Regions from separate parts of the Mus musculus genome. Here region 1 is linked to region 2. The links are chromatin contacts, found by Hi-C or POLR2A ChIA-PET in ENCODE. All regions are on one chromosome and are shown on one strand. The core of a region is the stretch at or near the end of the contact, and the rest is flanking DNA. Distances in the headings are between cores, read along the strand shown.

What was found. Hi-C counts contacts between places; a loop is a spot of excess contacts on that map. ChIA-PET counts read pairs that join two places held with the same protein, here RNA polymerase II (POLR2A).
Region 1: a loop to region 2 is called in a map of T-helper 17 cell, with 2.3 times the contacts of the local background. The contact joins the promoter of Simc1 here to the promoter of Rnf44 in region 2. A Hi-C loop is called at or near these places in 1 of 37 maps with a recorded cell type or tissue (T-helper 17 cell). POLR2A ChIA-PET finds 5 or more read pairs at or near these places in 1 of 5 experiments (embryonic stem cell).

What each region holds. Positions count from the first base shown.
Region 1 is chr13:54,502,261-54,505,591 of GRCm38, reverse strand. It overlaps Simc1 (SUMO-interacting motifs containing 1), which reads right to left and starts at 1,787. Exons shown (of 10, transcript NM_176987.4): 1 at 1,588-1,787. The coding sequence starts at 1,716. It overlaps LOC115486438 (a long non-coding RNA gene), which reads left to right and starts at 1,278. Exons shown (of 3, transcript NR_168901.1): 1 at 1,278-1,823.
Region 2 is chr13:54,686,155-54,689,192 of GRCm38, reverse strand. It overlaps Rnf44 (ring finger protein 44), which reads left to right and starts at 1,385. Exons shown (of 11, transcript NM_001146026.1): 1 at 1,385-1,699.

The DNA.
Region 1 (3,331 bases), core at 538-3,037, 180 kb after region 2:
TGTACAACCCAACGTATTATATGGATGAATCACACCACAATAAAGGTACTGTTAAAAGATAAACTAGCAGCCCAGCAGTGGTGACGCATGCTTTTGATCCCAATATCTGGGAGGCAGAGGCAGGCAGATTTCTGAGTTCAAGGCCAGCCTGGTCTACAGAATGAGTTCCAGGACAGCCGGAGCTACACAGAGAAACCCTGTCTTGAAAAAAAGAAGAAAGATAAACTAGCTATAAAGGTATATTTACAAGCTAGATAATACAAAAATGCAAAAATTATGTTCCTCTCTTAAAGAGAGAGAACACATATTGTCCCAGCTAGTTTTACATCAACTTGTAACAAGCTACAGTGATCTGAGGGAAAGGGACCTCAATCGAAAATGTATAGCCTAAGATCCAGCTGTAAACAAGTCTGTAGGGCATTTCCTCAACTAGTGATTGCAGTGGGAAGACCCAGCCTATTGTGGGTGGAGCCACCCCGGGCTAGTGGTCCTGGTTTCTGTGAGAAAGCAGGTTAAGCAAGCCAGAGGTGGCAAGCCGGTAAAGAAAGCATCGCTTCACCATACGGCCTCTGCACAACCTCTACTTCCAAATTCCTGCCCTGCTTGAATTCTTGTCCTGACTTCTTTAGTATGAACAGCGAAGTGTAAACTAAACCAATTTCTCTCCAAGTTGCTTTGGGTCATGGTGTTTCATCACAGCAACAGTAATCCTAAGACACCTACCTTTGGGTGTAGGAAGACTTCCCAAAGGCAACTTAGAATGAATGAGCACTCAAAATGTGATTTACACGCTTATAGAGTAGCTGACATTGATTTAGGACACATATTAGGAAGAACAGAGAAGGATCCCTTGATTTTTGAAGCCACAGCATGTAGATCATGGTAGGGGTCAGGTCACTAAATTTCTGTGGAGAGTTCTAGAAAGCCAGAGACCACAGATATTTTTATTCCATCACTTCAGGAGCAGGGACAAAGATAAAGAACCGAAGGAAAAACAAAGGTGGGAGTGCCCCGCCCCCTGGCTTTGTATGTGATTCGCATCTGCAAAGCAAAATTAACTGTCCTTCTCCACAACTCAAAAATCGGGGCCCTAGCTCAAGAACTAGGCCCTGCAGCGCAGCCGCCACCATGCCAAGGGCGGCGCTTCCCTCGCTCGCAGCCGGGGCTCCTGTTACCTCCTTGCACACATCTGTGCCCATCATAAGCCAAACAATTACGCGCTCCCGCGCGCCCGCCTCGAGGTCCGGGTGGCGGCTGCGGCCTGGCCAGGACCCCCCACTCCTCCCGCTGCCAAAGCTCTGGAGCCAGCTCGGGCCGGAGGCCACCGCCGGCCACCGCTTGGCAGCTCGCACTGGTGCTCAGTGTGTCGCCCATGTGCTCGGCCGGCTCCGCAGCACAACCCTGTAGGGCTCAGCGCTGGCCAGCCCGAGGCCTGCCTTGCCAGCGGCGCCACCGAGCTCCTCGAGGCCCGAGGCCGCCAAAGGCGGGAAGACACGGCGGCGGGGAGCCAGGGTCGCAACGCTGAGGCCCCGAGGGGGCGACGCTCGGCTCCCGTCGGGCGTGGCGAGCGGCAGTGGATTCACTCACCACGGTTCGGCGGGGCAGCGCGCCGGGGGTCCGAGACAGGGCCCGGCGCAGCCTCCGCGCCCTGCCCGAGCGGGTCCCGGCCGAGCTCTCGGAGCCACTGTCGTCGGAGATCACGATAAAGTCCTCCATGGCTACGGGCCCGGCGGAGCCACGCGCGAGCGGCGAGCGGCCCCGGCGACTCCGACTCCGGTTCCAGCTGCTGAAGCGACTGCAGCGAAGGCGTCGCAGACACCGGGGTTAGTACCCCGCCGGCCCCGCCCCCTCCATTGCCCCGCCCCCACCGCGCCCCGCCTCCAGAGGACCGGTCCCGCTCGGAGCCCCGCCTATCTCGGGGGCAGCCGCGCGCCCGGGTCAGGGCAGTGTCACAGAACCCTGGAGGAGCCAGGCTCCCTTTCCCTCAGAGAAGGAGAGAGAGGGAAGAGAGGGAAAGGGAGGGATAGAACCGAGGGGCTGGGCCGCATGGTCGGCGGGCTTGAAAAACGCTGAGGTTGAGAGGTTGTCCGCCGCCGCTCTCAACCGATCACAGTGGGCAGTGCTGGTGACGAGCCCCTGGCTGCAGGTGTGAGGACTGGAGTGAGCTGATGGAGCCTCTGATAGCGCATTTAATTGACCCGGTAGTGGAGCCTGCACCTGGCAGAAGGAGCAGTGACGCCTTCGGGTTAAAGAAGCCCTGAGGGGCTGAAAAGGGTAACCTGAACCTAGGGTTTTATTGACTGGGGCTTCTGGCTGAGATAAGGGAGAGATACCCACTCTTGTGTGTGCAGGTAAATCCGTGGGATAAATTCCCAGAAGCAGGTTTATTGGATCAAATCTATGTTTTTATTGTTATTTTGACAAATGGTACCAAATTGTCTTAAGTTGTGCCGATTTGCGGTTTCACCAACAATACGTGTCGCAGGAATTTAAACTGTCAGATGTAAGAGTTTGTTGAGTTTCTAGTTGACAGAAACCACTGAAAAGGCACATACAGAGAGCTATGAGGTCCCAGAGTGCCCGTATACTCCAATGCTGTGAGCAAGCAGAAAATATAGGGATAAAATTGTATCCCCATCAGAGGGAAATATGGGTAAGTAGTGAATTCTTTGGTTGTTTTGTTGAAGGGTAGGGACATTAAATCAAAATAGGGCCCATGGCTATTTTAAAAATGTGCAATACTGACAAAACCCTGCTGCTTATGCTCAAGTAACTTCAAAAAATAGAATAATAAAATGTCTTTAACAAAAAGGGGGGAGTTCCTAGAGGCAAAGCTGTTGTGTGCTGTCTAAGCAGCGTGTGATGCAGTGTTTTCTAATCTTTAGTGAACTTCTGAATCAGCCAGAGAGTGTATAATAAAGTTTGCAGGACTACACACCAGTGTTTCTGACTGAGAAACTGAGTTTTGGGAGTGAGCCCCAAATTGGTATTTCTCTCAGGTTTCTAGGTGATATTGACATTGCTTAGAGTCTGGTGAACACACTTGAAGGTTCACTGCTCTGAGTCAGGCATCACGGTGCTTGCCTTGAATCCTAGCTCTTGAAAGGCCAAGGTCAGCCAGGGTGAGAGAAAGGGAGAGGAAGGAGGAGGAAAAGGAGGAGGGGAGAGGGAAAGGGGAGGGAAGGGAAGGAGAGAGATCACTGGCCTGTTGGGCAAATAGCTTGACCACAGGTTTCAGATGTTTTGGTCCAGTGGGTGAATTGTTATAAAGGGATACAGTAAAGTAAGTTTCCTGTAGTGCTATCAAGCATCCATCTCAACACACACACAC
Region 2 (3,038 bases), core at 136-2,635:
ATTTAAAAATCTGCCCTCCTTGCTGGGCAGTGGTGGCATAATCCCAGCACTTGGGAGGCAGAGGCAGGTGGATTTCTGAGGCCAGCCAGGGCTATACAGAGAAACCCTGTCTCAAAAAACAAATCTGCCCTCCTGAACAGGTGCACCCTAATGAGAATTCCTGTGTCTTTTCCCAAATCACTTCCCACTGTATGCTGATACAATATTCAGTTGAAATTGATAATATTGTTACACCTTGTTAGTAAATTGGTTTGTTTTTTAAATATTTGGGATTATGGGATGCATCCACAAAGTACAGAGTGTCACCCATCTGTAGCCACAGAGGTTTAACAAATGTTGCCATTTTCTACTGACATCCTGTTCTGGGTTGGTGGACTCTGTAGTAGTCCAGTTACTACAGACCGGCCTAGTAGACATGAGTGCTTTAGGTAATGGTGATGTTCTGCTTATATAATCGATGCAGACACACCATACCCCACTTTGTATGTTTGCCTGGCCGGGGGGGGGGGGGGCATCCTAAGGGGACACCGACGTCTGCCCCCTCTCTCGCCTCAGCTGTGTTACTATCTGGGTGTGTGATATTTTTGTTGCTTGTATTTTGAAGACAAGGTCTCTGTAGCTATGTAGACCAGGCTGTTCTCGAACTATTGATCCGCCGGTCCTGGAGGAGTGACTCTTCTTTCCGGTACAGTGGCTTGCTTGTCCTGATCCCTAGGCTCTCAGTCGTTGAGAAGCTTAGAGAACTAAACTGCAGAAACCTCCCTGGGCCTGGTTCAGGAGATCCCAACTCTTCCCACTTCAGCTGAACTAGAGCCTCTCCACCCCTTTTCCCGGGCCGCGCTAGGGGCGGGGTGCCGAGATGTTTCTGTGACGTCAGCACGCGCAAGACCAATCCCCCTACCCAGGAGACGTTAAATCATTTGCATGGCTCCTCAGTCATTGGTCTCTTCAGCCCTGGGTTGTCCCAGCTGTTTAAAGGCGCCGTCTAACGGAACAGAAAGCGAGCGAGTAGAGAGGCGAGGTGAGCTATGAGGTCATCGCAGGCCTGCCGGGCTTGTGGTGACGTCATCTCCGGGAAGTGTGCTTGCCGAGCTAAGAGCGGTCCTCTCACCTCGGCTGCGTGAGAGGCTGCGTGCCCCACAGAGGCCGCGGCCCTAAGAAGGTAACCTTGACCTGTTAGTGCGTGCCACGGTCCCCGTACCTGGGCTCGCACCGCTCATCACCTGCGACTCGGCCTTGTGGGCTTTGAAGTATGAGGTGGGGGCGAAGAGGCTTTTTTAGCCAGCCTTTCAAGATGGCGACCCGCTAGTCACGTGCCGCCCGCAGGACGCGATTGGCCGACGCGCGGCGCGGGGCGGGGCCTGCGGGGCGGGGCCTGCGGGGCGGGGCGGGTGTCCGCTCTTGCCGCTACTGTTTGCTTGCGCGTCCTGGCGCGCCCCCGCGAGCCGCCTCCCGCGCTGCGCGCCCCCGCCGATCCGAATGTTGTGAATCAAAACGTGGGGCTGGTTCCATCCGGCCGCCGCGGACAGTTCTTAAAGGGCCAGCCCGCCGGAGAGCACAGCTGCGTCCTGCGCCGCCCTTCTCTCGGGCCCGGGCTGGGGAGGCGGAAGACAGAGCAGGCTCGCGAAGGAGCGGGCGCTTCACCGTCCGCACCCCGCATCGCGAACAAAGGAGCCCGCGTGTGGTCGGACGGCTGCCGGTGAGTCGGGCCGGGCCTCTTAACTTCGGACCCGCACCCCGGAACTACGGCTCCCTCGGGGACGCGTTGTTTGCCGGCCTCGTAGGCGTCGATCCCGGGCTGAGGGAGTGGTGGGAGACGGCGGCGGGGCCCCCGGGCCAGGTGCTGCCTGCGGCTACCTAGTCCGGGCCGCTCTTCTGCCTTGCAGAGCGCTGCGGTGGAGGGGAAGGAGCCAACCCCTCCCCCTGCAGCCGCCACTTCCTTTGTTGTTGCTTTTGTCTCACGCCGAGCACATGGTCCGGGATCCTCGGCTCTTAAAGTCACAGCGCTCTAGCCCCAGCGGTGCTGCCTGCCTTTTCCCCTCAGTGTTCCTCCGAGTGCGGCATTACGGAGTAAGGGGAACAACGGAGGCCCCTCCTGAGACAGGTGTACGAGCTTCGGTCCCATCCCCAAGGAGGGGTAGCTTTGGAAAACTGCTGGAGCCCCACGGCCTGCTTTGGGGAGGAGCCTTATCCTCTGGGACTTTGTTTTCCTTCCCCATAATGTGAACACCTAGTTTCTTGTCTGTGGCTTTTTTAGGGGCGCCCTGGGGAGATTTCAGTCTCTATTGTTAATAAGGCTTAGCCGAAACTAAAGGGGTTCTTTAACCAAGGTCACCCAGGGAGTCTAAGCTGGCCAAGGTGTGGTGGTTCCGCCCTAAATCGCCTCCTCGGCCTTTGTGGGAGTTGGGAAGCTCCTACTTAGAGGGAGGTACGGCGAGCATGTAGGGTAGGGGAACTTGTATTCCCACCTAAGCCTGCTCGTCTGCTAGAGGGAGTGAATCTTTCTGCAAACCGACCCTATTCGACTCTACTCAAGGGTTAGAATGTGTGCTTGGGACTCTGTACTTGGCTGGCGGGGTTGTGGACCCATGGGGACAAGAGATAGACTTAGGGGAGTTTACACAAACTTTATGGATAGAGAGCAGTACAGTGAAGAGAGGTGTGGGAAAGCAGTGGTGCTGGTTGACCTTGAGTGTGTTGATTGGTCCAGCTCAGTCACTCTTGCGTCTCTGGGACACTACTCACGCATAAAGATACTACATCTCACACGTGGCTCCTGAAGTACTCTGTAGTTTTCCCTCCGACCACTGTCATTGAGACTACTGGGGCTTTGGGTCTAGGGAACCAGCCAGGAGGACCAATTGTGTTCCCCGTGGTCTAGAACAAGTCCTTGGGGTTTCAGTAACTGAAATGGGTGTGTCCCCTCTTTACCACTTTAGTTTCTGGCAGGAGTTAAAGAACCACCTTTCTGTTCCTCAGGTACACTGCTGGACACCATGCTCGTGCCTCCTTTAGCGCTTAGGGACTTGTGTCTACCT